3 separate regions of the Homo sapiens genome follow, and all the other regions are linked to region 2. A link is an interaction called in ENCODE POLR2A ChIA-PET data of the cell type or tissue named here. Cell type or tissue: PC-9. All regions are shown on one strand.

What was found. Peaks named below come from ENCODE experiments on the same cell type or tissue, not always from the same donor. Only the 100,000 strongest peaks of a DNase experiment are listed, where the experiment ranks them.
Region 1: POLR2A ChIA-PET joins it to region 2 with 5 read pairs; 5 of 35 experiments call an interaction of 5 or more read pairs at or near these places.
Region 3: POLR2A ChIA-PET joins it to region 2 with 6 read pairs; 6 of 35 experiments call an interaction of 5 or more read pairs at or near these places.

Annotation. Positions count from the first base shown.
Region 1 is chr22:35,370,051-35,375,050 of GRCh38, reverse strand. No RefSeq gene overlaps it. Among named protein-coding and RNA genes, the nearest start is that of HMOX1, 8.5 kb to the left of the region's middle. In PC-9, no CTCF peak of the experiment used is centred here; DNase peaks (open chromatin) are centred at 2,220, 2,960 and 3,357; H3K4me3 peaks cover 1,017 bases; H3K27ac peaks cover 2,223 bases.
Region 2 is chr22:35,599,793-35,604,792 of GRCh38, reverse strand. No RefSeq gene overlaps it. Among named protein-coding and RNA genes, the nearest start is that of MB, 15 kb to the left of the region's middle. In PC-9, no CTCF peak of the experiment used is centred here; a DNase peak (open chromatin) is centred at 2,342; H3K4me3 peaks cover 572 bases; H3K27ac peaks cover 4,394 bases.
Region 3 is chr22:35,423,679-35,428,678 of GRCh38, reverse strand. MCM5 (minichromosome maintenance complex component 5) reads right to left here. Exons shown (of 17, transcript NM_006739.4): 17 at 3,248-4,525. The coding sequence ends at 4,424. Among named protein-coding and RNA genes, the nearest start is that of MCM5, 26 kb to the right of the region's middle. RefSeq lists enhancers at 1,318-1,823, 1,824-2,331, 2,332-2,837. In PC-9, no CTCF peak of the experiment used is centred here; a DNase peak (open chromatin) is centred at 2,008; H3K4me3 peaks cover 1,051 bases; H3K27ac peaks cover 3,719 bases.

The DNA.
Region 1 (5,000 bases), 230 kb after region 2:
ACAAACCTTGATTTCAGTCAGGAGTTTTGAATCTCAGGTTCTTCATATTTACCTTTTTTTTTTTTAGATGGAATTTCGCTCTTGTTGCCCAGGCTGGAGTGCAATGGCACTATCTCGGCTCATTGCAACCTCTGCCTCCTGGGTTCAAGCGATTCTCCTCCCTCAGCCTCTGAGTAGTTGGGATTACAGGCATGCACCACCATGCCCAGCTAATTTGTACATTTTTAGTAGAGATAGGGTTTCACCATGTTGGCCAGGCTGGTCTCGAACTCCTGACCTTAGGTGATCCACCTGCCTTGGCCTCCCAAAGTGCTGAGATTACAGGCGTGAGCCACTGCGCTCGGCCTGTATTTACCTTTTCCTCAAAAAGTAAACTTCTCCGAAATAATTTCAAATGTCCAGAAAAGTCGCAAGCATAGTACAGAGAATTTCTATACACCTTCATCCAGATTCACCAGTTGTTAGCATTTTGTCACATTTGCTTTATCGTATTCTCTCTTGATATACTATGCATATATATTTTTGAATATATACAGATATATATATCTCCTCCTGCCTCCATCTCCTGAGTATCTAGGACTATAGGCTCATGCCGCCACACCTGGATAATTTTTTTCATTTTTAGTAGAGATGGGGTCTTGCTATTTTGCCCAGGCTGGACTCCAACTCCTGACGTCAGGGGCAGTCCTTCTGCCTTGGTGTCTCAGAGTGCTGGGATTACAGGTGTGAGCCACCATGCCTATCTACCCCCAAATTATTTAGCATGTATTATATCTGGAGTGCAGTCCCTGACATATGGTTATAAAAATCAGGAAATCTGGCTTCGATATAAATTCATTATATTGTAGAGGAGGCAAAATTTTACCTATACCCTTTTAGAGTTTTCTGCTGGGCCTGAGAATTAAACTGACATGAGACAGATTAGTAGGAGAAAAGCATACACATTTATTTAACGTACATTTACATAACACGTGAGCCGTCCTAAGGAAAAGAAGACTCAAGGAAACAGAGCCAAACACTTACATGCAGATTTGGACACAGAGTAGTAAACTGTGAAAACGTGACAAGGCAAAGTGGCGTGGGTGTGGGTTAGGGTGGTTAACTGGGTAGAGAAGAGACTAGGAAGAGCTGGCTTTAACAAGCTTTGTTTGTACAGATTTATTTTGGCTTCAACTTCCTGCCATGGATGAAAGGAATGCTAATTTTCTCCTCGTATAGAGAAAAGTCTTCCATATGGAATTTCATCTCTTGCTTTCAGGAAGAAAAAAAGAAGGTCAGAGGCTCACTGCAACCTCTGCCTCCCAGGTTCACGCAATTCTCCTACCTCAGCCTCCCTAGTAGCTGGGATTACAGGCATGCGCCACCACGCCCGGATAATTTTGTATTTTTAGTAGAGATGAGGTTTCTCCAAGTTGGTCAGGCTGGTCTCGAACTCCTGACCTCAGGTGGTCTGCCTGCCTTTGCCTCCCAAAGTGCTGGGATGACAGGCCTGAGCGACCATGCCCAACCCACAGCAACCTTTTTGCACCTGATTTTGTTTGTTTGTTTTTAAAGTGCCTTTATCCCAAAATAATCCTTTTTTTTGAGACAGAGTCTCACTCTGTTTCCCAGGCTGGAGTGTAGTGGTCTGCAACCTCAATCTCCTGGGCTCAAGCAATCCTCCTGCCTCAGCCTCCCAAGTAGCTGGGATTATAGACATGCACCACCATGCCTGGCAAATTTTTTATATTTTGTATTTTTTGTAGAGACAAGGTTTCACCACGTTGCCCAAGCTGGTCTGGAACTCCTGAGCTCAAGCAATCCCCCCACAGTGGCCTCCCCAAGTGCTGGGATTACAGGCATGTGCCACCACGCCTGGCCAGCTCAAAATAATCCTTAATCAATGAATGGGGAGTGGTGGCACACACCTGTAATCGCAGCTACTTGGGAGGCTGAGGCACGAGAATCGCTTGAACCTAGGAGGCAGAGGTTGCAGTGAGCCGAGATTGTGCCACTGCACTGCAGCTTGGGTGACAGAGACCCTGTCTCAAAATAATAATAATAATAATAATAATGATCCTTAATCCAAAGTGGCACATTTTGGGTGGCATATCCTGAACTCCTTCAATATAAAGCCTATATTCAAATGTCCCCTATTGCCCCAATAACCTCCTCTTTAGCCGTTTTACCAGTCCAGGTTCCAGCCCAAGAGGTTGCATTGCATTCACTTGTCCTGCCTCTTTGGGTTCCTCAGCCTTTGAAGTTTTTTTTTTTTTTTTTTTTTGAGGCGGAGTCTTGCTCTTTCGCCCAGGCCGGACTGCAGTGGCGCGATTTCGGCTCACTGCAAGCTCCGCCTCCCGGGTTCATGCCATTCTCCTGCCTCAGCCTCCTGAGTAGCTGGGATTACAGGCGCCCGCCACCACGCCCGGCTAATTTTTTCTATTTTTAGTAGAGATGAAGTTTCACCGTGTTAGACAAGATGATCTCGATCTCCTGACCTCGTGATCCGCCCGCCTCGGCCTCCCAAAGTGCTGGGATTACAGGCGTGAGCCACCGCGCCCGGCCTTGAAGTTTTTGAAAATGACAGGCCGGCCATTTTAACAGATGCCCCTCCATTTGAGTAGCTCCCACCTTTAGGTTGCAGCGCCCCCGCGCCCCGCTCAACAGCGATTTAAAGTGTGAAGCCCCCAGCACAGCGCCTGGCCCGTGGCAGGCCGTCGGGAGATAGAGGTTCCCTAAAACAGTGGTGCGGGGAGTAGCAAGAGGCTAGAGGAGGAGTGAGAGGAAGGGTGGAGGAGCTGCTATGGCTTCCCTAGGATTCAGGCCCCAGACGAGGCCGAGGACGTGCTGGCTGAGGCATGTCCCGACTCCAGACTCCAGCCGGACAGTCCGGACTTTGCCCCAGGGGATTAAACCTGGAGCAGCTGGAACTCTGAGGAAAACAAATCTCTAGACCGTGACTCAGCGAAAACAGACACCGGGACCGTGACTCAGCGAAAACAGATCTCGGGGCGGTGACTTAGCGAAAATAGACCTCGGGACCGTGACTCAGCAGGAAAAACACGGCCACGTGGCTCGGGAAAGGATTACTCAGCAGGGGCAGAGCGGCGCCAGATGGGCTGGGCGCGGCGAGCGGGTGGGGGGCGGGGTAAGGGGGGGTACGCCTGGGCGGGGGGGGGGGGGGCGGGTGGCATCGCGCCCCAGGCTCTGGGGACAGTGTGCCTTTCTTTAGGACCTGGCCCCTGCCTCTTCGACTCTCTAAGCTCTAAAGGGTGGTTAACAGCCTTCAGGGCTGCTGGTAGGCTTAAGTGAGCCCAGAAGTGAGCAGAAGTGAGAACTGCCTAGTAGTTGATACTCACCGGGTCCCTTAACAAAAAACCTTGAACGAATAAACAATGCCTCTGCCAATCACAGGCTCGGCAGCACCGTGGGAACTTTTTTTTTTTTTTTTTTTTGAGATGGAGTCTTGCTCTGTCACCCAGGCTGGAGTGCAGTGGCACGATCTTGGCTCACTGCAACCTCTGCCTCCTGGGTTCAAGCAATTCTCTGCCTCAGCCTCCCGAGTAGCTGGGATTACAGGCACCCATCACCATGCCCAGCTAATTTTTGTATTTTTAGTACAGATGGGGGTTTCACCATTTTGGCCAGGCAGGTCTTGAACTCCTGACCTCGTGATCCACCTGCCTCAGCCTCCCAAAGTGCTGTGATTACAGGTGTGAGCCACCGCACCCGGCCTTTTTTTTTTTTTTTTTTTTGACGAGTCTTGCTCTGTCGCCCAGGCTGGAGTGCAGTGGCGTGATTTCGGCTCACTGCAACCTGTCTCCCAGGTTCAAGCAATTTTCCTGCCTCATCCTCCCTAGTAGCTGGGATTACAGCTGTAATTATACCACATCCGGCTAATTTTTGTATTTTTTTAGTAGAGATGGGGTTTTATCATGTTGGCCAGGCTGGTCTCGAACTCCTGACCCCAGGTGATCCATCTGCCCATTATGGGAACTTCGATAGCTGCCTGGGAAGGTGGTGGTCGCTATTGAGTGATTTGAGATCTCCCTCAGCTCAATTCAGCCAATACTTGGTTGTCTTCCTGGGGCCTCAGTTTCCCCATGTTAAAAGTGGGGAATAAAGATAATTTCTCGTTCACTTAATGATATTCCCTGAGTCTATATCATCATCATCCTTGACTTATTTTTTTTTTTTTTTGCGATGGGGTCTCACTCTGTCACTCAGGCTGGAGTGCAGTGGCACGATCTCGGCTCACTGCAGCCTCCATCACCCGGGCTCAAGCGATCCTCCCACCCTAGCCTCCCAAGTAGCTAGGACCACAGGCCTGTGCCACCACGTCCACCTGGCTAATTTTTTTGTGTTTCTGATGGAGACAGGGTCTCACTATGTTGCCCAGGCTGGTCTCAAACTCCTTGGTCCCTTAAGTAATATAAAGATTTTTTTCTTTTGGAGAAAGAAGGTGCCATTTTCCCCCATTACCCAACAGGATTTGGAAGAGAGTTGCTCAGATAAGGAGATTAGCACAGAGTAGGCAGCTCTTGAACTCAAGAGGGAAATTTATAATTTTACTTGCCGCCTCCAAAGTTACCCTTGGCTTTGTCCTGTTAATGACAATGTCTGATTTGGAAGCCAGCCAGGGCAGAGAACCCCTTCAGCTCATGGCCATCAGGGGTTGGGATTCTGTCCTGGGGGGGTTCCTATGACCCTCAGGGCAGTCCCGTTTCCAGTGGCTGAGCTTGTGGCAAAGGGAACAAGCTATGTGGGGCTTTTCCCCATTTATCCCATGGGGGCAGTTTATCTGCCAGTGGCCTGGCTTCTGGCGCTGATGGCAGTTACCTAGGAGGGGATTCTGAGGGCAACCTGGGTGGGGCTGGAGGGCTTATAAAACAGCCAATAGTTGAGCCTCTCTCTGTTCCCTGCATTTCTCTGTCTCTTTATCCCTGTCCTCCTCATTCTGCTGTTGATTATAAAAGACCTGAGAAGGCTAATTTGAGGATTTCCTGCATAGAGGCACTGGA
Region 2 (5,000 bases):
CCACATGAGTGCCTGGACGAAGCGGGTAATAAGAGCTGGATGTGAACTGTGCTCCAGTTACCAAGCTGTGCACCCAGGGGGGTGCCTTTTCCTAACCCACACAAGGTGCTTTATGAGCAGGGACAGAGCCTCTTTCTCTGAGAACTACCAGCATCTGCAATCTGGGTGTTTTCTCTGCAGTTCTCTTCTTTATGACAGTTTCAGAAAATGATTCTCCAGCCTGGAAAGCAGAAAACTCTCATGATTTCCTCCAAGTATTTTCTCCTTTCTGTGTATTCCTTCTGGTTCTCTCTGAGTCTAAGCTTTCGACACTGCAAATCCAGGCAAGAGACATGGGTTTTTTGTTCTCAGCTGTCACATCCTTCCCTGAGGCTTAGGGAAAGAAATACTTTGCTGTCTAAAGAAGAGGTGAGAGCAAAAGGAATAAGGGCAATCCTGGGGGAAGAATAGAGGTTAACATTTAAAAAATATCCTAGCGGGGTGGTGGCTCATGCCTGTAATCCCAGCACTTTGGGAGGCCGAGGCGGGTGGATCACCTAAAGTCAGGAGTTCGAGACCAGCCTGACCAACATGGTGAAACCCCGTCTCTACTAACATACAAAATTAGCTGGGCACAGTGGCACATGCCTGTAATCCCAGCTACTCGGGAGGCTGAGACAGGAGAATTGCTTGAACCTGGAAGGCAGGGGTTGCAGTGACCTGAGATTGCGCCATTGCACTCCAGCCTGGGGACAAAGCAAGACTCAATCTCAAAAAAAAAAAAAAAAAAAAAAAGGGAAACTCTGTCTCAAAAAAATAAATAAATAAAAATATCCTACCGCTGTGACATGTATTCTACATTAATGTAACCAGTATTTATTGAGCATCTACCATGTACCAGGCCCCAGACTGAGACTTAGGCTTCAGTCTAAGTCACAATCGTGAATAAGGCAGACATGGTCTCTGCTCTCATGAGGCTTCCGCGGTGTGGGGATGAAGGAGAAAGTAGCCCATGCTAGGCCTCGGGGACAATAAAGGATTTTTATGAGCAAAGAAGGGGCCGGACATAGTGACCTATGCCTGCAATCCAGCACTTTGGGAAGCTGAGGCAGGTAAGTCACTTGAGCTCAGGAGTTTGAGAACAACCTGGGCAACATGGCGAAACCCTGTCTCCACAAAAAAATAGAAAAATTAACTGAGCATGGTGGTGCACGCCTGTAGTCCCAGCTACTTGAGAGGCTGAAGTGGGAGATCACCTATGCCCAGGGAGGTCAATGCTGCACTGAGCCGTGACTGTGCCATTGCACTCCAGCCTGGGCAACAGAGTGAGGCTCTGTCTCAAAAAAAAAAAAAAAAAAAAAAAAAAAGAAGTAGGAAGAGAGTTTCAGGTGTAGGAATTGCCTAAGGAGTGGCTTTCCAAATTCACTCAGTCATATATTCACACATGCATTGATCAAATATTTCCTGAAGCCTGCAGGGTGCCAGGCACTGAGCTAGGCTCTGGGGTGCCACAGTGAAGCAGACAGGCCCTGCCCCTGCCTCGGGGAGCTGACGAGGCACAGGGCTCTGAGAGTATGAAGATGAGGTGTGGGAGTGATGGCGGGCCCAGTCATGGTGGATGAAAGTCATAAAGAGTCAGCTGCTGCATAAGTCAGGGTTTTCCAGAGAAACAGAACCAACGGGAAGTGTCTACATAAATGTTCATGTTGCCTTTTCTACATTCACTTTTTTTTTTTTTTTGAGATGGAGTCTCGCTCTGTCACCCTGGCTGGAGTGCAGTGGCGCAATCTTGGCTCACTGCAACCTCCATCTCTTAGGTTCAAGAGATTCTCGTGCCTCAGCCTCCCTTGTAGCTGAGATGACAGGCATGTGCCATCACACCTGGCTAATTTTTGTATTTTTAGTAGAGATGGGGTTTCGCCATGTTGGCCAGGCGATCCACCTGCCTTGGTCTCCCAAAGTGCTGGGATTACAGGTGTGAGCCACCGAACCAGGGTCCTACTGGGATACCACACTAGTATAACATGTGGATATGGATATAAAAGCATGTTGTAAACTGTAGAGTATTTTAGAAATTAAATGGTTCAGGAGGTCCCAGTAGGACCCTAGTTCTGAACATCTGATTCCTGAAGCTGAGCTCTGTGTGTGTGCGTGTCTCTGGGCACACACTGGGTGTGTGTGCGCGTTGGCATGTGTGAGTCTGAGTGTATCAATGTCTGTCTGACTCTCCTGCTGTCAGGTCTGATCTTGGCTTCTAGCCACATTACCTGCCACTTTGGAATCCACAAGAGTCACCCCCAGGACAGCCCAGGCAACTTCTTTAAAATCTGGCCCTCCTGACTCTGCCTGGGACTGTGGCTTTCTGGGTGGAGCCTGGAGAAGTTGGATAGGATGTAAAAGAAACCAGGGCTTGGGCAATATCTGGGGAGCAGAAGTGAGAAACCGTGAAGAGCTGTGCGGGGTGACTCACTCGAGACCTCAACGTGGACAGCGAGCCACTAGCTGAGCAGAGCTGGGGCATCAGGTGACAGCAAAACAATGAGGGACAGGCTTGATAAGGTATACACACATACACGCACATGCAAATACACACAGACACACACGTAAATACACAGACACATAAACACTCATATGTACACCACATGCACACACACATGCAAATACACACACAGACACAAACACATGTACACACATGCAAATACATACAGACACAAACACATGTACACACACATGCAAATACACACAGACACACACATAAATACACAGACACATAAACACTCATATGTACACCACATGCACACACACATGCAAATACACACACAGACACACACATGCAAATACACACACACAAACACATGTACACACATGCAAATACATACACAGACACAAACACATGTACACACACATGCAAATACACACAGACACATATACACAAACGTACACACACATGCAAATACACACACAGACACACACTCATACACATACACACAAATACACAGACACGCACATACACAAGCACATGTACACCCACATACAAATACACACATACAAATACACAGACACACAACCACATACATACACACATACACACAGACACAACCACACACACATGCACACATACATAACACACATACACATATGCACAACCACACATATATGCACAGAAATGTACACACACATGCACACATACACATGTACAATTCTCACACTCATGTACACATGGCACACAAATACATGCATATACACACAACCGCACATACACTCTCACACACACACACTCTTACATATATACATTCACACACAGACACACACATACATGCTCACAGACATACACACTCACACAATGCACACACACACACCCTCACACAAATGCACACACACATGTACATACACCTGCACATGGACACATACATAACACACATGCAAATACACACATACACACAAACACACATATATACACAAACATGTACACACAATACATGCACACACACACGCACAATTCTCACAAGCATGTACACGTGACACACATATACATGCATATACACACACCCGTGCACACATACACTCACACACTCATAAATACACACACATGCACACACACTCTTACATACACATACACACATTCACACTCTCACATACACACACATGCACACATAACACATGTACACACAAATACATACAATCACACACATATACCCATACACAAACACACTCACATGTACACAAACACACACATACATGCACACATAGACAATTCTCACATATACATGCACACATATGCACACACACATGCACGCACACACGCACACACGTTTGCCATTTTATTAGTAATGAAAATGGCATCTTATATTTCTATTCTATTGTGTTTTCTCTCTCAGGTGCACACATGCATACACACACACAGACACACACACATATGCACGCACATGCACACCATTCATTGTGTGCTCCCAGACACGTGAAAGTGGTATCTTAACAAACAGACACAAAACCTTCCCCTTCTACTGCCCTCTGTCAATGCTGTTGCTTTTGTCTGACCACAGATTACCCACAAATAAAAAAATTCTTCCCATGCTGTTATTTTACACAGAAATACTGAACCTGTTAGCACACTCAGAAGGGCAAAATCTTTGCTGAAAATGTTCCAGTCATCAGAGGGCATCGGTTCCTCAAAAACAACGAGCGTCCGCTCCGAGGCGCGGAGCCTCTCCCATCTGCTGGGTGGCCTTCCCCATGGTGGCTGCGCAGGTTTCAGCCTCCTTGGAAGTTTTCCCACCGTGTATCAGAGTCAAGATCCCCCAGGGGCAGGGCGGCCACCCTTCACACATGCGTTAGAGAGAGGAGGTAGTTTTGCGGACCTGGTGAATTATGAAACTGGGTGATGTGGAGCTCCAGGTTTTGAGCACAGGGACCAAGTCCTCTGACAGATGTGGGAGGGATCAGACATGGGGGTGAGGGGCACTGGGCATTTCTGCTTCAGCCAGAGCAGCGGCACCTTTGGCCAACGTATCTATTGGGGTTCCGCATGATGTTTCATTAGAAATAAGCCAAGTGGGGTGACCACTGAAAAGAAAGGGTTGCTTAAACCACGAGCCTAGATGGATGGTTCTCAGGGGGGCTTGTATTTGGATATCAGGAGTATTTTGTTGCAGTGATGAAAGTACTGACAGTAAGAGGAGGGGAAAGCCAGCTATGAGGAGGGCCCAGCCCACTCTAAATATTTATTTACTTACTTATTTATTGAGACAGGGTCTTGCTCTGTCACCCAGGCTCGAGTGCAGTGGTGTGATCATGGCTCACTGCAGCCTCCACCTCCCAGGTTCAAGTGATCCTCTCATCTCAGCCTCCAGAGTAGCTGGGACTACAGGTGCACGTCACTATGGCTGGCTAATTTTTAAATTGTTTGAAGAGAAGGGGTCTCTCTGTGTTGCCCAGGCTGGTCTCGAACTCCTGGACTCAAGCGATCCTCCTTCTCAGCCTCCCAAAGTGCTGGGATTACAGAGGTTAGCCACCAGGCCAGG
Region 3 (5,000 bases), 180 kb after region 2:
GACCACGTGCAGAAACAGGGAGCTTACTACCTTACAACACAGCCCTTCTGTTAGAGCAAGCCAATGTGTGTAGGTTTACATACGTCAATAGTAGGTTTTTTACGTATGTAAAAAACTATCTACATATGTAGATAGTTTACATATGGAACACTGAAAAAGCCTTTACCCTGGGCCTGGTGGTGTTCTGAGTGCTTTGGGGCTGTTAACTCCTTTAATCCTGGCTGGTGCAGTGGCTCACACCTGTAATCTAAGAACTTTGGGAGGCCGAGGCAGGAGGATCGATTGAGCCCAGGAGTTCCAGACCAGCATGGGCAACACAGTGAGAACCACCCCCATCTCTAAAAAAATAATAAAATAGGCCAGGTGCAGTGGCTCACACCTGTAATCCCACCACTTTGGGAGGCCAAGGTGGGCAGATCACTTGAGTTCAGGAGTTTGAAACCAGCCTAGCCAACATGGTGAAACCCCATCTCTACTAAAAATACAAAAAATTAGCTGGGTGTGGTGGTGGGCACCTGTAATCCCAGCTACTCAGGAGGCTGAGGCAGGAGAATCGCTTGATCCTGGGAGGCGGAGGTTGCAGTGAGCCGAGATCGCGCCAATGCACTCCAGCCTGGACAACAGAGTGAGACTTGGTCTCAAAAAAAAAAAAAAAAAGAGAGAGAGAGAGCGATGGGGGTCTCACTATGTTGCCCAGGCTAGTCTTGAACTCCTGGCCTCAAGTGATTCTCCTGCCTCAGCCTCCTAAAGTGCTGGGATTACAGGAATGAGCTACCACACCTGGCCCCAAGTCCATGTTCTTAACCACTGTGCTTTACTGCCTCATATTTTTAATAAAAAATGCTTGTTTTTGATCTATAAAAACAAATTAAAACCATTTTAATGTACTCTTTGGCCTCACCATAATGTCTTAAAATAAATATCTACCTTGGTTCATCCAGACTTGACACTCCTAATTAAACATTTGTGGGGGGTGGGGGGCTAGGGAGGGATAACATTAGAAGAAATACCTAATGTAGATGACGGGTTGATGGGTGCAGCAAACCACCATGGCATGTGTATACCCATGTAACAAAACTTTACGTTCTGCACATGTACCCCAAAAACAAGTATAATAAATTAAAAAAGGGAAAAAAATAAAAATAAAAAAATAAAGGCCTTGAAAGCCAAAAAAAAAAAAAATGTGTTAAATACCAAACAGACGTATTCATGTTTAAATACATATGGATAATAGTTACAACACCCAAAAACATAAAACCTTCTTCCATGAGCTGGTCTCTGGAATGCTTAACTTTCGCATTTTAGAAATTCAACATTTTTGTAATTTTGTTGCTTACAGGCAAGAGAATGGGACTTTAGGCTGCTCTTTATAAGCATTCTCTAAATAACATATTTGAAGTATGGGCCATCTTTATTTCCAATAAAGAGAAACCTAAATTGGATATAGCCTTTGCTATGTTTTCCAGCACTGGGTTTGTAAGTCCCTGTGCTCTGTGACTTTGGATCTGGTGGCTGGAAGCTCACAGGTCTGGTGAAGATCGTGTAGTTAGCATGTGTATCCTCCTCAGTGATACCTGCGCTTAGGCTTCCTGTCTGACACCAGTGGCCCACAATGGGTGCAAATTAAGTCATATGTGACTAAGGACAAGCAACATGGTCTTAGTTCCCAGATCAACAGAGGTGGTATCTGTGAACAGAGAGAGAAACCAGGTAAAAGGACTCCATCATGAGCAAGCTTGTCTGCTCTCTCCTTCCCAGACCTGGAACTGGAGAAGGGGTGGAGCGGCTCTCATAGTGGTGAGCGAAGTTGAGAGACCCATGCAGCCAGGAGTAGAGTGGGGCAGGGAACACAGCAGCAGAGGCTCGGCCTCTGCTCACACAAAAGCATGAAAAGGTGAAATCCGAGATGGCAGAGGCTGTGAGGCAGGGAAAACCACAGGCACCCAGCCCTTCCTGGGAGCACCTCCCCGGGGCCAGGCCCAGCTGCTCTGATGTCTACCCCCTCAGTTAATCCTCACAGCCACCCCTGGGTGAAAGGGCTACTGTACTGCTGTGCCCTTTCTACAGATGAAAGGAGGCTGAGGGGTGAAGTGATTTGCTCAGCAGAGAGAAATGTCCGCTGGGTCGCGGCCTGTAGCTGGTGAGGGTAGGGACAGATCTGAGAAGACAAGCCTAAGGGAGCCAGGTCACAGGTGAGTGAAGAGCTCAGCCACCCTGAGTGGCAGCACCAGCTCGGGAATCCAGCTCCCCCCCTTGCCCCACCTCCCTGCCTCTCTAGGTGTCACTGAGGCCTGACTGGAGATTCCACTAAGCCGAGCCCCAACTATTACTCAGCCTGAATGCTCCCCTCTCCTGGCCTCCCTTCAGGCTCTCTCCTCAGCCTTTGCTTTCCCCAACAAGCAGGTGTTTCCCTGGCTCAGGGGCCTCTCTTCATGCTGCTGCCCCGATCTGGAAGGAGACTGGCATGCTCTGAGCACAGCTGCTCCTCCTATGAGCCCTACCCCAACTACCACGGAAAAGCCAGTCGGACCCCCTTTGGCCTCTCAGTCCTGTGCCTGCCAGTCAGGCCACCTACCCCTGGGAACCTACCCCAGGGTCAGTCTCCCCCACCTGACTGGCACCTGCCTCCCCCAGGCCAGGACTGTCTCTGCCCAGCATCCCACTCAGGCCGAGGTCAGGGACTGCCAAGAGAGAATCTGGCAGAAAAGGTGACATGGGTGGAGTTCGGAGCCACCAGGTTTGAAGCCTGCCCTGCACTCCCTCACTGTGACACTTGACTCTCTGAGCCTCAGTTTCTCCACCTGTAAAACAGAGGTGACCACAGCAGCACCACCCACCACAGGGGTGGAGAAAAGGCCACCAGCAAAGTTGCCACTGCAGGGTGAACCTCATGAGAGTTCCACACTCCATGAACAAGCAGGACGGGAGGACCTTGGGCCTGAGATGCACGCGAGTCCCCACCTGAGCAAGATGAAAGGCTAGCAGGAACCGGAGATGCAGCCTTGGATGCAAAACCCACAGCGCGCCCAGTAAGGTTGCCACCCCACCAAGAAAACAAAAGCTGTTCCAGACACTCTCAAAATTATCAGAAAAGAAATGAGCTTTGAACGGGAGTGAGTCAGAGGAAAGCTGATTTAGCTCCTCTCATCTCTCCATTTCCCCGAACAGTATGGAATCAGAAAGGGCTTTGAGCTGCAGGAATCTTCTGCACAAAAATACATTTGTGATTCAACAATGACCAGGCGGATGCACCAAGCTTTCTTGTATTTTTAGAAAAATCAAATAATCTTACTTCAAGTTCGTGTCATTTTTACATGGCAATTACTTTTAAATACCTTATCTAATGTTCCATAGATTTCCAAATTCACGTTTTGCTTGACACTTTGTATTTCTAAATGTATTTTAAATATCAAATATTTTATTTCACTGATTTCTATTTAATTTTATGAATCCTAGCTTTTTTAAAAACACAAAACATACCAACTCAGAGTGACTTTCTGAAATTAGGCAAAGTGACCGAGGCACTTGGCAACACTCCTTCCTCCAGCATCACTGTCACTAGTGCCTTCTGTCATTCAATCCTCACAACTCAGGGTGAGGAATCCCCCCATCTCCAGTTTACTGATAAACTCAGGCACAGAAAAGTGAAATGTCTCGCCCAAGGCCACACAGTTACACGTGGCCCACCAGGAAAGAACTGGCTGGAGTCCTAGTTCCTGCCTGGTGGCCACTACATTCCCCTCACTAACAGCTGCTCACTGACCCTAAGCACAACCCTGTGAAGCAGGTTCTAGTATCAGCCTGCTTACAGATAAGGAAACTAAGGCATGGAGAGGGTCCATGAATCCAGGCAGTCTGACCGCCGCACCACGGCTCGCAGCCCCCCAATAAGTTACTGGGGAACAGGTGAGGCGGATCAAAATCACACACTTTGAGAAGCGCTTCCCCACTCCCTGGTCTCACTGGATTCCCAGCATCAAGGGAGTGGCTTTATGAGCCCCGCTAAACAGATGAAGAAACCGGAGCACTCAAGTCACGTGACTTACCCAGAAGTCTGAGTGGCAGATCCAAGTCAGAAACCCTGGCCAGTCTGCCTCCAGACCCTGTTCCCTCACACTTACCCTGCCATGAGGGCACGATGGAGGTGACAGGTCACCGAGTGCACAAACCCACAGATACCTGAACACACCGTGGCTTTATTATTAACGGATGCCAAAAGCACACTTCCCAGAACCGCGCTAGAGGCGGGCGCCCAGAGGCAGCAGGACACTACAGCTCCTTCCTCTGGGGCAGAAAGGAGGGTGCCTGGGAAGTTCGAGGGCTGCAGTGGGGAGGCAGAGGTCCCAGCAACATTGTCAATGGCAGGCAGCGGCAGGAGGGGCGAGGCGTGGGCGAGTCCATGAGTCCAGTGAGGCGGCGCGACTCACTTGAGGCGGTAGAGAACCTTGCGCTGCATGCGATGCTGGATCTCGCCGCGCCGCAGCATGAGCTGCAGCACCTTGTGGATGGCGTGCTCCGGGTATTTCTGTGGGAGCACATGGCTGGCTAACGGCACGTGCTGCCCGAGGGGACTCCGACAGAGCCCAGACATCCCCAGGCTCACGGGGAACTTTGTACTCAGGCTCCTTTGACCTAAAGGGCCCACACTTCCTGAGTGCCCACTGTGTACCAGACACTGAGGCACACGGAGGCTAAGCCACTTGCTCAAGGTCACAGCAATTAAGAGGTAGAGCTGGGACTTAAGTCCCATCTGACTCTAGAACCGAAGCTCTAAACCTTTCTCTAAGCCTCAGTCTGCGCACCTATAGAATAGACACGATACCACCCATTAAACTGCCCTGAATCAAAATGAGATGATGTACAAGGAGCGGAGACCAGAAACTAGGATTAATCCTGAGATTTTAAAGGTGACAGGTTTTCCAGAGCATCTGGGAAATCCCATCTTCTCTCTATGGGGCCAACAGTACCCTCCTCAGTGAGCCAGAAAGCTCACTCTCATG